Regions from separate parts of the Homo sapiens genome. Here all the other regions are linked to region 1. A link is a contact called in ENCODE Hi-C or POLR2A ChIA-PET data. All regions are on one chromosome and are shown on one strand. Each heading gives the region's core, a stretch centred on a gene start or an enhancer-like site at or near the end of the contact. The rest is flanking DNA. Distances are from core to core; before and after follow the strand shown.

Evidence for each region. A loop is a pair of places that touch in the nucleus more often than their neighbours do. ChIA-PET counts read pairs that join two places held with the same protein, here RNA polymerase II (POLR2A). Pooled maps may share reads with other maps.
Region 2: a map of CD4-positive, alpha-beta T cell shows a loop between it and region 1 (17-fold over the local background). The contact joins the promoter of PAICS here to the enhancer-like site in region 1. A Hi-C loop is called at or near these places in 2 of 168 maps with a recorded cell type or tissue (CD4-positive, alpha-beta T cell and naive thymus-derived CD4-positive, alpha-beta T cell) and 4 of 50 pooled maps. POLR2A ChIA-PET finds 5 or more read pairs at or near these places in 1 of 52 experiments (activated CD8-positive, alpha-beta T cell).
Region 3: a loop to region 1 is called in a map of CD8-positive, alpha-beta T cell, with 13 times the contacts of the local background. The contact joins the promoter of AASDH here to the enhancer-like site in region 1. A Hi-C loop is called at or near these places in 2 of 168 maps with a recorded cell type or tissue (CD8-positive, alpha-beta T cell and naive thymus-derived CD4-positive, alpha-beta T cell) and 6 of 50 pooled maps.
Region 4: a map of CD8-positive, alpha-beta T cell shows a loop between it and region 1 (3-fold over the local background). The contact joins the promoter of CEP135 here to the enhancer-like site in region 1. A Hi-C loop is called at or near these places in 3 of 168 maps with a recorded cell type or tissue (CD8-positive, alpha-beta T cell and naive thymus-derived CD4-positive, alpha-beta T cell) and 6 of 50 pooled maps.

The regions. Positions count from the first base shown.
Region 1 is chr4:54,940,650-54,944,146 of GRCh38, reverse strand. No RefSeq gene overlaps it. Among named protein-coding and RNA genes, the nearest start is that of LINC02358, 97 kb to the right of the region's middle. Within about 2 kb of position 1,951, at least 9 of the 41 ENCODE cell types and tissues checked have a DNase peak (open chromatin) inside an H3K27ac peak, as active enhancers do; they include CD4-positive, alpha-beta T cell and CD8-positive, alpha-beta T cell, where a contact is called at or near this core.
Region 2 is chr4:56,434,701-56,438,197 of GRCh38, reverse strand. It overlaps PAICS (phosphoribosylaminoimidazole carboxylase and phosphoribosylaminoimidazolesuccinocarboxamide synthase), which reads right to left and starts at 1,938. Exons shown (of 9, transcript NM_001079524.2): 1 at 1,870-1,938. The coding sequence starts at 1,885. PPAT (phosphoribosyl pyrophosphate amidotransferase) reads left to right here and starts at 2,583. Exons shown (of 11, transcript NM_002703.5): 1 at 2,583-2,848. The coding sequence starts at 2,721. RefSeq lists enhancers at 968-1,851, 2,699-2,878 and silencers at 1,979-2,268, 2,409-2,608.
Region 3 is chr4:56,385,758-56,389,254 of GRCh38, reverse strand. It overlaps AASDH (aminoadipate-semialdehyde dehydrogenase), which reads left to right and starts at 1,764. Exons shown (of 15, transcript NM_181806.4): 1 at 1,764-1,893. RefSeq lists enhancers at 1,420-1,469, 1,332-1,838, 1,500-1,869, 1,839-2,346.
Region 4 is chr4:55,947,375-55,950,871 of GRCh38, reverse strand. CEP135 (centrosomal protein 135) reads right to left here and starts at 1,927. Exons shown (of 26, transcript NM_025009.5): 1 at 1,813-1,927. It overlaps EXOC1-AS1 (EXOC1 antisense RNA 1), which reads left to right and starts at 2,860. Exons shown (of 5, transcript XR_941069.4): 1 at 2,860-3,032. RefSeq lists silencers at 1,522-1,981, 2,032-2,171 and enhancers at 1,386-2,350, 2,969-3,118.

The DNA.
Region 1 (3,497 bases), core at 702-3,201:
CAGACCTGAAACAGACCCAAGCCTAGAGGCCAGAAAAGCTCAGGCAAGAGCAGCTGGGTACATCTAAACTACAGTGAATGGAAACATGAATACAACATGAATATTCATTATTTCAAGTCATGGAGAATGGGGGAATTATTTGTTATGCAGCATCACAGTAATAGTGGACACCTATGATGTGTTTTTTTTTTAAAAAAAGACAAATTGTCACAACCACTCTTTATGTACAGTATTTCCATTTTACATAAAGGAAAACCAAGGGTCTGAGAGGTTAGAAAACTAGTTTAAATTAATAACTGGTATATCCAGTATTAACATCTAGGTCTGCCTGATTCCAAAGCCTGTTCTCTTTCTACCTCCCTCATGTCATATCCAGAATATTGACACTATGCCACCTATAGAGATCCTTAACTAGCAAAAATTATGCTATTATAGCCAATAACTTTGCATTCTACTTACTAGAGCTAGGCAAGGAATCATTTTGCAAGATGGCATCCAAAATGTCTCTCGGCTCAACTGTCAGTTCCATAAAACGTTCTATTAAGCATAATTCATCCTTCCCTTTCTCCTCTATGCACTCCACACTTCCTGTTATTCAGAGTTGTAAGGTTTTAAAGAGGATTCACATTTCTCCAGGCCGAGATTACCTATGGCTGCAATAGAATTTGACTTGCATTTTGTTTGTTGTCAATACAATAAGCCAGAAACAGATGCAGATCATTGAACTGAAGAATGACTTTTCTCTCTTGATGGCACTTTGAGCAGAAAAAACATCTTTGTCTGATGTATTGTTAAATGAAAAAAAAAAAGCAAAGTGCAGAACAATGTGTATTGTACATCATTTGCATATTTTAAAAGCATATATATGTGTATGTATGAATGTTTATATCTACATAGGATGTCTCTGGAAGAATACTCTAGAAATATAATGGCAGTTGCCTCTGGTTTGGGAACATGGTGGCTGATGGGGAGTGAGGGTGGGAGAGAGAATGATTTTTCACTGAATAGTCCTTTAAAGTTTTTTAAATTGGTGTTCAGGTTTATATTATTCCCCAAAATAATGAATACATTTTTTAAAGACAGAAACTACTTCTTCTACGGCCTATCCCTCTTCACTTTATTTAAGCTGTGTCTATTGTGTCTCAGACACACTGACTTTTTGAAGGGACTTGAGAGGAGGAGCTAGCCCAAGAGGAAGAGGCCCTTTCTGGCATGTTCTCTTCCTCTTGATAGTTGAGGTGCATATAAACATCTTCAAAGTCTCCACGGACAACAGAGACAACACGAACTGGAGCCCACTGGCTCCCACAAGTGAAAGTGATTTTCTTCATTCATGACTCAAAGGCTGTAGAGTAAAAAACAAGAACTGATCAGCTGTTTTTTTGTTTTGTTTTGTTTTTTTTTTTTTTTTTTGAGACGGAGTCTCGCTCTGTCGCCCAGGCTGGAGTGCAGTGGCGGGATCTCGGCTCACTGCAAGCTCCGCCTCCCGGGTTCACGCCATTCTCCTGCCTCAGCCTCCCAAGTAGCTGGGACTACAGGCGCCCGCCACTACGCCCGGCTAATTTTTTGTATTTTTAGTAGAGACGGGGTTTCACCGTTTTAGCCGGGATGGTCTCGATCTCCTGACTGTTTTGTTTTTAAAGACCAAACACGTCATCTTATCTTGTTCTGAGTGAGACAGCTACATGATGAACATCCTAAAAGTTGAAGACCTTGGATTTCCACCTGCAAGCCAACGATGTTTTTCTGTTAAATTCTAATCATATTATTAGAGTTTATTAATTGTTTTAACAAACAGACATCTATGTCCATTCATTTTTTTTCAAAGACAGGGTAAATAAATCAACTTTCAAATCATGTCCTTCTGCAAACACCAGCTGCACAGGAAAAGGAAGGCCGCCTGTTAGCAGCCTCTCGCTGAAGGGCTAGGCTGAGGCTGTCGGTGTGCATGCCCAGAGCAGAGCTGTCTGTTAATGAGTCCTACAGCTCACAGGAAAGAACCTCAGCGGAAAGCAAGAAGGCAGAACAATTGTGTGAACTTAGCTCCCTTTCTTATTCTCCAAACATCTGGCCACTGTATGTGTCATTTCTTTGATTCAAACTTGTTCTGGCGTTATTGATAGGGAAAATCTCCACCTGGGGGCTGGAAGGGACTGCTTCTTCATCAAAGAATAGTTAGCACAGACTCACTTTTAATAGCAAAATAATAGAGCAAGTCACTTATAAACCATGTTTCTGAAATTGCCCAGCCATGCTCTGCCAACTCTTTATGGGGAGAATAAGACAAAAGCTGGAAGCAAAGAGAGAGTAAAGAAAGCCCTTACGATTAGGGGTGAAGAAAAAACAAAGCCTGCAAGACGCCATCTTGGTGTTGGCTAACGATGGGGAAAATCTCTGCTGTTTAATATAGTGCATTTATAAACACAGATGTCAGGGACGGCAAGTTTATTTTTGTAGTTCTGCATCTTACATTTCCTCAATTGATTCTCTTTCTTTTCTTCTTCTACGTCAGAACAACCAAACAGGATTCAAGTGATGCATTTGGATGGCTTGCTTCCCTGAATTGTGTCTATATCCATTAACAGGGCAGACACTTAGTTCCACCTGTAGACATGACAGTTTTGTCATCTTCACAACTGTTCCCATTGTCCTGATCCTTATTTCATTTTACTGGGCTACCTTGAATAACAACCCCCTGGGCTTATTTTACTGGCAGTTAAAATCAGTTTTGGTAGTAATTTTGCCTGGAAATCAGCTATTAAGTTTATGTGCTTGTCAAATTTTAACTATATGCCTAATTTAAAAGTACTTAGAGCCACTTAAATTTGGTTGAGTGCCAATGTTAAGATGCAGTCAAATCTCAATGACTGCACACTGCACGCTTAGTTTGCAGCAGACTTCTTTCCCTTCTGTTTCCAACTCTCTTGTTAGCACCTGCACCAGGAAATGGGTGGGTGGGTAGGTGGGTGGGGTGCAGAGAGTGAAGGAAAATGAAAGTGATGCTGAGCCAGCACCACCAAAGGGATACTCAAAGTCTTACCTTTGGGCTCTAAAAATGAAATCAATGGCACAACTTGAGATTGGGAGAGAATAAATTGGCAGCCACATACTTGAAAGACATGCGAGAGTTTGGTTAACTGCAAGCTTAATATCTTAAAAAAACACAAAATTCATGTTAGACTTATACTAACATGCACCGTTCTAAATGTTTCATAAATATTAACTCTTTTCATTCTCACAGCAACTTTATGAGGTAAATACTATCATTATACCCAATTATCAGATGGAAAATTGAGGTATGAAGAGAATAACTTGCATATAGTTACATTGCTAGAAAGTTCCAGGGTCAGAATTCAAATTCAGCCATTCTGGCTCCAGAATCCACGCTCTGAAGGCTGCACCTTCCTCTGAGCCAGCAGCGGGGTACAGCCACTACAAAACAAATACAGAGTATGTTCCTGTTTGATGTTATCGCTGGCTGAAGCTCTTTGCAATAA
Region 2 (3,497 bases), core at 689-3,188, 1.5 Mb before region 1:
ATTCACAGGAGAGAAAAATCAAAGTTAGGGCTGAAGAGGTAGAAGGGATAGCAGTATTCAGGATTTGAATGAAAAGGGATTTCAGACTGGACAGACTGGATTTAACATCTCTAGAGATGCCATTTTTGCCTTTGTTGCCACTTTTGCCTTTTAGAGACCATAAAAGTGACATTTAAGAAAAATCAACCTGCCAACGGTACACAAATGGAAAGAAGTGGAAGAGCAAAGATTTTAGAGATTTGCCATTTTAGAGGTACAGGTACCATGATTGCAAGAAAAATTCTGGTCCTTGCCTTGATTCTAGGGAGTTGATACTCAATATCATCTGAATCTTTTTTGCTGAGTCTACAGCTTTTTTTTTTTTTTTTTTTTTTTTTTGAGACAGAGTCTCTCTCTGTCGCCAGGCTGGAGTGCAGTGGCGCGATCCCGGCTCACTGCAGCCTCTGACTCCCCGGTTCAAGTGATTCTCCTGCCTCAGGTTCCCGAGTAGCTAGGATTACAGGCATACGCCACCACGTCCAGCAAATTTTTGCATTTTTAGTAGAGCCGGGGTTTCACCATGTTGGTCAGGATGATCTCGATCTCCTGACCTCGTGATCCGCCCGCCTGGGACTCCCAAAGTGCTGGGGATTACAGGCGTGAGCCACAGCGCCCGGCCTGAGTCTACAGCTTTTTAAAATCTGAATTCAGTTACTTTCTATGTGGAAAAGAATGTACCCAGCAGCCACAAAAGCAATTTGCCTCACTATACATATAGCAACTGGGTGTGTGGAAAAAACCAGCATTTGTTTTTTTCCAGCATAAATAGCAAGAACAATCTTTCCTGATAGTGCAACTTTTTTGCCTAAAGGTTTTGGAGTTCTTCAAAGCCATCGTGGCATCAAAGACTACTGGAACGAACACACACACACACACACACACACACACACACACACACACACCATCATGGCATCAAAGACTACCTAAAAACAGCCCCCCTCCCCAGCCATCATGGAATCAGACTACTTCAACACGCGCGCGCACACACATACACACCCATGACATCAAAGACTACTTAAACACGCACACGCACGTACACACACCCCAAGCTATCGTGGCATCAAAGACTACTTCACGCGCGCGTGCACACACACACACACACCATGGCATCAAAGACTACTTACACACACGCCCCCTAGACAGGTTTTTCTTTTTCTTTTTTGAGACGGAGTCTCGCTTTGTCGCCCAGGCTGGAGTGCAATGGCGCGATCTCGGCTCACTGCAACCTCCGCCTCCGGGTTCAAGCGATTCTCCTACCTCAGCCTCCTGAGTAGCTGGGGATTACAGGCGCGCGCCACCACGTCCAGCTAATTTTTTGTATTTTTAGTAAGAGACGGGGTTTCGCCATGTTGGCCAGGCTGGTCTCGTACTACTGACCTCAGGTGATCCGCCCGCCTTGGCCTCCCAAAGTGCTGGGATTACAGGCGTGAGCCACCAGGCCCGGCCTCTAGACAGGTCTTTCAAAAGTTTCAATTATTAACCTTCTTAGAAAGGTCATTAACCTAACGGGCAAAGCAAGACTCAGGTTTTGACGAATCAAGACTGATTTGCTTGTATTTTGCAATAGCTATTGATTATAAATAATACTTCCAGGCACCTTTCCACCCCTTGGCCATTTCTCGTTCTCCTCTACTTTGCTCCTTCTCCCCATCCCCGAGGCAGTAAAGTTCGGGGAGGCCCGGGAGCGCCTGGGCCACGTGTGCGCCCGCGCGGCTGCCTAGAGGCGCTGCTGCAGGGAGGCGGGACAGAGTTTCGCGGCTCGCACGTGGCCGCGAGCTCACGGCCTGGGGGTCAGGGAGACCGTGAAGGGCCCGGATCCCTGTTACTCACCCTCAGCTGTCGCCATTATCCTAAGTGGGCTGAGGGCTGCGACCGCGCCGGGAAGCGAGGCAGAACTCTAGAAAAGAGGGGTGGTCAGAGAGCTTCGCTGGGCGGGGAAGGAGGCGGGGCCGCGCGACCCTGCGCCACTCTTTTCGAGCTCCGCTACAGCCGCCTAACCCGGAGGGGTATGGGCGGAGACTGAAACGCGGATATCGGACGAAACAACGCCCCACTGGCTTCCCGCCGCGCAGGCGCAGAGACGCGACCCCGCCTCCGGGCCGCCCCGCGCTGGCGCAGTGCCCGGACAGGCGAAAAGTGGCGCGCACTGGCGGCCCCTCCCCACTCTGCGGAAGCTCGCATACCCCGGCCCCTTCTCGGCTGCGGGAGCGACTCAGAAGTTGGAGCGTACCAAGTCTTGACGGCCTGGGGGAAGCATGCAGGGAAGGGCATATGAAGGCTAAATGCTCTGAAAGAGAAATGAGGTTAAGTCCGTTACTCCCATTACGCTACTGTTGGGTGCTGGAAAATAACGGAGATTTCCACGTGCAGCAAATACAGCTTTCCAGGCAGCTCTTAGGGGAAGGCTAGCTCCACCCTACAGCATCCGTGACCCCGCCCCTCAGCCGCGGGACCGCCCCTCCGCCCTCGCTCGTTGGTGGACTCGGAGGGGGAGGAGCAGGGCTGAGCTGGCCACGCCACCTAGGGACAGCGCGCGCCGCCGCAGTAGCTGGGGCCACCCTCGGGAAGGAAGAGCCTGTCGCGAGCGCGAGCTTCTGAGCTCGACGGGCCGAGCTGGCAGCTGGTTGGTGCTTACACCTTGGCCGCAGCGGCAGGTCCTTCCACGTGCTTTCGGCGGCGACATGGAGCTGGAGGAGTTGGGGATCCGAGAGGAATGTGGCGTGTTCGGGTGCATCGCCTCAGGAGAGTGGCCCACGCAGCTGGATGTACCGCATGTGATCACTCTGGGACTCGTGGGGCTGCAGCACCGGTGAGCAACAGGGTGGGGGTGGCGGGGGCGTGCGTCTCCATCTCTCGGAGCCGCTTCCCGCAGTCGGCGTTCTCATGAGCGCCCGAGGGCCCGGGAGGACCGACCTCTCCGACCTAAGCCAGTACCTGCCTGTGGCGTCGACCGGGTTGCCTAGGCGTGCACGAGGGGCACCTCGCTTCCATGAACTTTAGCCTGTCCTGCCCACCCTCCCAGCCACTTATGCCTTTTAGGGGCTCTCTCCCTCCCCGCCCCCCGGTGTGTGCACCCATCCAGAGGCTGGCCAGCTTGTAAACCGCCGGTTTGCTTGGTCTAGCTGGGTCAGGGCTCCTCCCCGACTGCAGGCGGGTTCTAGTCTCCCGGAGCCTGTGGCTGCTCCTGTAATAGGCTAGTGTGGCGTGGCGGCCAGTCCAGGTCCTTCAACACCTAAAGGTTTTCGCGCGGGGCCTCCAACCACCACAAGCTTTTGTTTGCAAGGGCAGAGCTATTGAGCAGATTATGGGTTTGAAAGTAGTTATCGCTATGGGAACTTGAGGATGCTAGACTTCAGACCCAGGGAAAGATGACTAGTTGATGTTGAGAATGACTACTGGTAGTAGATCTCACATAAATTAAATGGAAATAAGCCAACCATAGGGAACAGTGCATCTGG
Region 3 (3,497 bases), core at 515-3,014, 1.4 Mb before region 1:
CTGGAAGTTCATTTAGGAGAGTGTTATATCCTTTATGCCACCCCCGGCCCCCGCCTTATTCTGAAGCCTTTTTTTATTGCTCAGGAGTAAAACGGGGTCTCTGTAATGGAGGACATCAGGCACCTAAAACAAAGAGAATTAAGTGAAAATTGTACTAAATTCTGAGACATACCGCAGCCTCCATACCCCTCCTCTCCCACTTGATTTTCAACAAACGTCCCATGGGCTCAACAGCTTCCAATCAACTTTTAAATATACCCCCACTTACATATGAGCAGATAAGGACCACCAGACATCCTAGGAAAGCCTCTAATGTGAAAGATAGAGCACAAAATCAACAGAAGAAAAAAAAAGGAAACTTGAGGGAAATAGATACTGCAAGGGAAGAAAAACTTTAAAAAAGGTATCATTAATATCAGAGAGTTGGATGATGATACTGGAATAATAAAACATCATTTTGGCAGCAATTCAGAGTCAATCAGAGGCAAACAAAACTGAAAACGTTTTAGGAAAAAGCTGACCAAGAAGACCTGAACTAAAGTAGCAGTAATGGCGATGAACATGACACTTAAAAAACGCAGGTTCTAGGCCCCTCACTAGAAAACTAGGGGATGAACCTCCGGGGATGGAGTCCAGGAATTTGGAATCTTCTAAAACATCACCACCGGCAATTCTGATGTAGCCAGCTGGGTGCTGGTCTCAAGACTGAGAACTAGAGGACATAGGGTCTAATCGGATGTAAGAGGTTAAGAAAGTGGGAAGGTTGATAACTGTCTGGCTGGGTGGATGATGGTGTCATCCCAACGTAGAAACATAGAAACATAGACAAGATACACTTTTGCCCACTTCCAACCTAAATACATAAATAAGGCTGTGTTAGTTTGAGTAGTCCATGGTACATCTTGGAAAAGTATAGTTGGCATGTGGAGATATTTTTTGCTTAGATTAGAAGCACAGTTTCTTGTCACCAACAACTACGGCTGCGAGAGCGTCCTATGCTTTTTTCTCACGTACTGTTTTGATGCAGAGCTGTCTTCGCAGTCCCTCCCCCGGCTAAAACCCCCCAAACAAAAAAATCCCGATTATTCTGCCACCAGACAGTAGCTTTAAAACACCTCTGTTATTGCCCTTGACGCTTATTGTAATAATTGACATGTCTCCAACTGTAACAATTCCCTTGGAAACAGAAAGTTCTATTCAGGCATATAGTTTACAAAACTCCACCTCGGACCTGCTTTAATTTCTTTACAGGTCCTACTAAATGCTCCTGTCAAATTCCTTAGTTATCGTTTCAATCTGCTTCCCAATTAAAATGTCAGCATCATGATGACAGGAACGTCGTTTGCAGGCGTCACTGCTGCAGCCATATCTCCAGCACGTTTCCAGAAAATGTCATTGGTTGAAAGCAATAACTCTCCTATTTCACAATGATTTCATCTCTCTTCACATCAACCCTAGGTGATGTTTTTATTCTCACCTTATGAACGAGAATACTGCGGCTCAAAATTCAAGAGTCTTGCCCAGAGTTTTTTGGCAAGTACGAAAGGGTTATGGCTCCAAACTGGTTAGCTCCGAAGTCCTTGCAAACCCTGTCCGAGACCATGCGCGACCCCAAGGAGCGCCTGAGCAGATAACCAAAAGTGAAAAAGCCTATAGACCTCTTCACTCAAGTTAGCGCCTCGGCTTCAGGAGAGGCAGCGCCAGCTCCACGCAGCCGGCCCGGGGTCGCTCGCACTGACGTCACGTAGCGACGCGGAAGATTTACGTATGGTGCCTCGCTCTGGGATAGCTTTACGGCTTCTGGGAGCTGCTGCTTCGCTGTGAGAAGTATCCGCGACGAGCTATCCGGGAAAGGGCCGAATGCGATCAAACCTAATCCGCGAGACTTGCTAAGTGAGTCGCGGCAGGGCGCGGTGTCCGGCGGGGGTCTGTGTGAAGGAGGCGAAGTGCCGCTAGGCCTGAGCCTGCTTCCACATACATTTGCTCAGCTTCAGGACCACTGCCTGACCTCGGATTTGATACATCGGGGTCTGGCGTGCTGGTGTGGTGCAGACTAACCCTGACCTGTGTGTACACTCCTGCGTCACTAGCCTCCGCCCCTCCATTCAAATGGAAATAAGTGTGCTCCGCGCTCAGCTACCCCCTAGAGTGGTTTCGAAGAGCAATGAAGAAATGTTTAGGAAGCTGTAAATTGCATTGTTACTCGTTGCATACCGTAAATTTAGAAGCCGGGGAATTGGGAAAATAAAGTTTCTAGATTATTTATCCATTTTTAAAACAGCCAGTGGCCTAGAGAGAGGCCCCATAGCAATTGAATTTGCTGACACTCTTAAGATCTTTGTTGACTAAATAGCAGCTTCTACAGTTGTAGCAAGTAAATTTATTCCTTTTACATGTAAAATCTGCTTACCAGAGTTTGCTTTTTTTTTTCCTTTTTTTTTTTTTTTTTTTTTTTGAGACGGAGTCTCGCTCTGTCGCCCAGGCCGGACTGCGGACTGCAGTGGCGCAATCTCGGCTCACTGCAAGCTCCGCTTCCCGGGTTGACGCCATTCTCCTGCCTCAGCCTCCCGAGTAGCTGGGACTACAGGCGCCCGCCACCGCGCCCGGCTAATTTTTTGTATTTTTAGTAGAGACGGGGTTTCACCTTGTTAGCCAGGATGGTCTCGATCTCCTGACCTCATGATCCACCCGCCTCGGCCTCCCAAAGTGCTGGGATTACAGGCGTGAGCCACCGCGCCCGGCCTTTTTTTCCTTTTTAAGGTCTCAAACATTTGGGCATTAATAAGTTTAGTATTCTCTACTGCAGAGAATGTTATTTGTGATTCAATGAATGAAAATGAAAACCTGAGACAAGAAGAATGGATTTTACCTTAAATGTCTGTAGCAACCATTGGGAAAATGGAAAGAAACATCTTAATTATCGTATAGATGTGTAGGTACCCTTCTGCGCTACCTGTATGTTGCGAAATGAACTCATTCCTCATAATTTAAGCGCCTGCTGCAGAAAGCCTCCCTTATATTTACATAATGATCATTGTATGTCTGAGGAAAGCTTAAAATTGTATCTTGTGCATTAAAAAGAGCTAATATTTATAGAAATGCCTACTAAAAATAAATAATGTAAGTACTAAAGTTGCCTTATATGTTTAAACTGTATATTTAGAAATCACAGCATTTTCAAACTTATGGGTCTTGGCAGTTATTGGTTCATTTTACTCTCTTTAGGATTTCTTTTTCCTAATTGATGTTAATTAGTTGATATAAATGAAAATTTTGAGTCAGGAAATCAATTCAAATAGGTGTGAATAAATTAAAAAAAAAAAAAGAAAGAAAAGAAAACTTGACTCGGCCGGGCGCGGTGGCTCCGCCTGTAATCCTAACATTTTGGGAGGCCAAGGTAGGTGGATCACTTAGGTCAGGAGTTCAAAACCAACCTGGCCAACATGGAGAAACCCTGTGTCTACTTAAAAAAAAATAACAAAAACAAAAATTAGTTG
Region 4 (3,497 bases), core at 678-3,177, 1.0 Mb before region 1:
TGATTGGGGTAGTGGTTACACAAGTGTATACATTTAGAGAATTTACTTTTCAAATAGTACACTTAAACTCTATGCATTTCATCATGTAAATTTCACTTCAATTAAAAAAAAAGACACACATAAGTACCTCTGTTCAAGTTTTTATCTTTGTCTTTTTAAATATTTATGAATATATTCCTATCAATCTGCCCTAAAATGGAGTTATCCAAAGAGCATTTCTTTTTTTTTTTTATTTTAATTGTTACCTTTTTTAGAGACAGGGTCTTGCTATGTGGCCCAGGCTGGTCTCCAACTCCTGAGCTCAAGGTATTCTCCCACCTCTACCTCCCAAAGTGCTAGGTTTACAGGTGTGAGCCAATATGCTCAGCCCAAAGATCATTTCTTTAGAAACTCTGCTCTTTTCTAACCTTTGCTAACTAACTGTAGTCATGGTACTCGTATTTCTAAGCCAAATAAAAATTTTGTTTTACATCTGTTGTTCTTCACAATATATAAAAAATGCATTACATGCATGAGCATACATGTAAAAGTCGATCCTCACAGCTACCCTGTGAGGGAGAAAGACCAATGATATTATCCCTACTTAAACATGAGGAAAGGCTGCCTCAAGAAAGTAACTCTTCCAAAACCACGGGGCCACAAAGTAGGTGGGCAGTCATCAGAGACCAGGTCTCCTGAGTCTCTCCTTGGTCACTCCTTTCTGTATATCTTTCTCTTTGCTCTTGTTAACTTTTTTTGAATGGCTTCCTCATAGATTTCCTAGGTTCTTTCCACAAGAGACACCTAAGTGATGCAGGGTTTTTAGGGAAATTCCTGCAGACATCAGAAATACACCTGACAAATCCAGGTGTATTACTAGCAGGGTGTAAACTTACAGGCGGTGCACCACTCAAAACATTTCCCCTCTTTGCTACCAACTCCAGTTACCCAGAGATAATACCTCCTCACATCCTGCTTTGGAGGGGAGAGAATGAGAATGAATATGAATCAATAAATCATGGCCAGGGCCTCAATACACAGGACGGATTAAAATCCTCCCAGATAGAAACATGTTAGGCCGTCCCCACCCATGAACTGTTGTCTTTCCCCATAACCCCCATCCAAATATGGTGGCTATACTCTAAGTTTCTAGCAAAGCAACATAAAAGGTTAGGTTTGGGGGTCCCCCATACATATATGTGTAGAAGTATCCATCTACTTAACTCTGGGGGTTGGCGTCTCAAAACCAGTACATTTAATGCTGTATGTATGTGTGCACAGGGCTTAAGAAGATAAACAAGAAACCCCAAACGACAACAAAGAAACCCGTTAGCTGTGGTTATCTCAGAGTCCTTTCTTATTGAACTCAAAGTAGTAAAGGCTGGAAAGCAGTGGAGAGGCTTCAAAGGAGCTGGGCAAAGGTTAATTAAAGGCTGTCGTCCTACGCTTTGCGACATTTTTGTTACAAAGAGCATGGATGACTGCTACACTGAGAAGGCATTTTAATGTTTAAATCTATCCATTGGTCAACAGCAAGCCTGTCTGCACGGCCCACACAGACGCTCCTTGACGAGTCGGCCCAAGCTCTCCTCCACCCAATCTCCGGTTTGCAACTTTACCGTCGGGTGTTGACGGGAAGGGGGTGTGGGAGCGGGGTGGGTGGGAAGAGTCCCCGCGCCCCTCCCCGCCCGGTCTGACCCGGCCTGGCCTCACTTCCTCCCGCGGCCGCGCGGCCTCCCGGCAGTGCCCGAGCCCGGCCCGCGGGTACCGCCCAGAAGGCGAAGGCGCCACCACCGCCGCAGCTGGCCCTCTGGCTCCCACATCCGGACTCACCGGCAGCTCCAGCCGCCGTTGCCTCCGCCTCCAGCCGCATTGCCCTCAGGCCTCGAGTCCCCCACTAGCTCCTTCCGTCCAGGCACGGGCTCCGGCGCTAGAGCAGTTTGAAAATGGCGCGGAGGGACGATCGGGGCCGACACGGAGGAGGCGCCGCGGTTGCCCCGGTAACGGGAGCGGCGGACGATTAGCGGCTCGCGGCGGGGACGCGCTTGGCGACGATGGCGGAGCCCCAGTGCCCGGAAATGCAACGGCCCGGACAGCGCGAGGCCACGGCGCCCCCTGGAGGTCGGCGCCCGCGGCCAGCAAATGCCAAACCTCAGCTGGTGCCTGAGCTGGCATCCTCTTCCTCCTGTCGGCGGGAGGTGTGGATCACCTACTGCGTGCGGGGAACAAACGCCGCCCCAGTACCGGTCCCTGCAGCGGAGTAGCCTTCACCTGCAAGGTGAACGCCTGCTCACCACGTAATCCCCAAACGCAGATATCACGTTGTCTCTGCAACTTTCCCTGACAACCACCCAATGCAATTAATTATCCCACAATAGTATCTCCCGCAGGCTCTCTGTAGAACCATAGAATTCATCCATCAAAATACAATCATTTGTTGATCCGTCTCTCTCTGCCGCCCCCAAATGTGAATTCCTTGAGTCAGAGACTATTCTACTCAGCAAAACATTTGTGAGTGGAATTAAATTGAAATAAACCGTTATAGTCCACTCACAGATGGAAAACACATAGTAAAATCCTAGAATTCCATTTCTCCCCTGAAAATTTCCCAGACAGTCAGAGGGAGTTTCATTCTTTCCTGTTTACTTTTCTCCCAAATAGGCCTTCTGAGGCAGCAGAATAGGGAAGGAAGTCAGAAGACTGACCAGCTCATACCTATGGAATGCCTATCATACATACACTTAAAATTATGGCAAGCTCACGCAGGCGCACTAAGAGAGAAAAAACAAGAAAACAGATATGACAATTATAGGAAATCCCCTCCCTAGAGTTAAAGAAGTGTAGGAAGTGGGTATAAAAGAACAAAGGCTATATTAATCCAGGGCTGACACCACTTGAAGATAAGCCCGTTCCTCTCTCTGGTATATTCTTTGCTTAATAAATCTTGTGGGGTGGTTATTTGTGTGTCTCATCCAATTCTTTGTTCATAACACCAAGAACCTGGAACTCCCAACTTCCAATCTGGTAACATATTTTGGTGAGCCAGCCAGGAGGTAAGCCCAGAAGAACTGGGACTTTTTATTTTCTTTCTTTTTTGCTTCAGCTCTTTCACTTTGGTTTAAAGCTGCCTTCTGCTGGCACGGATTGGGCAGTTAAGAACGAAAAAGGCACTGGCCGCTTGAAGACTCCCATTGTTGCGGGAAAGCAGAGGACCAGAAAGACCAATGGGTGGAGCAGGAGGATTTTATTAAGGTGTGCACTGGCTCCGTGGATTTGCATCCAAAAAGCTGAGCCCTGAACAAAGACAGAGCTTGGCTTATATAGGCTAAATTAAAAAAGCAGAACCAAGGCAGTAAATCACACAGTGACAGGTTTTGTAATCTATAGCATAACTGCTGAAATTTGCATAACTTTTGGCTTTGCTTAGCTGGTGGCCTTGCAGCTGCGTCAAAAGAAAAACAGGAACCTACAAATCTTTCTAAACATAGGCAAAAATAATCATAATTAATGGTCTAAGG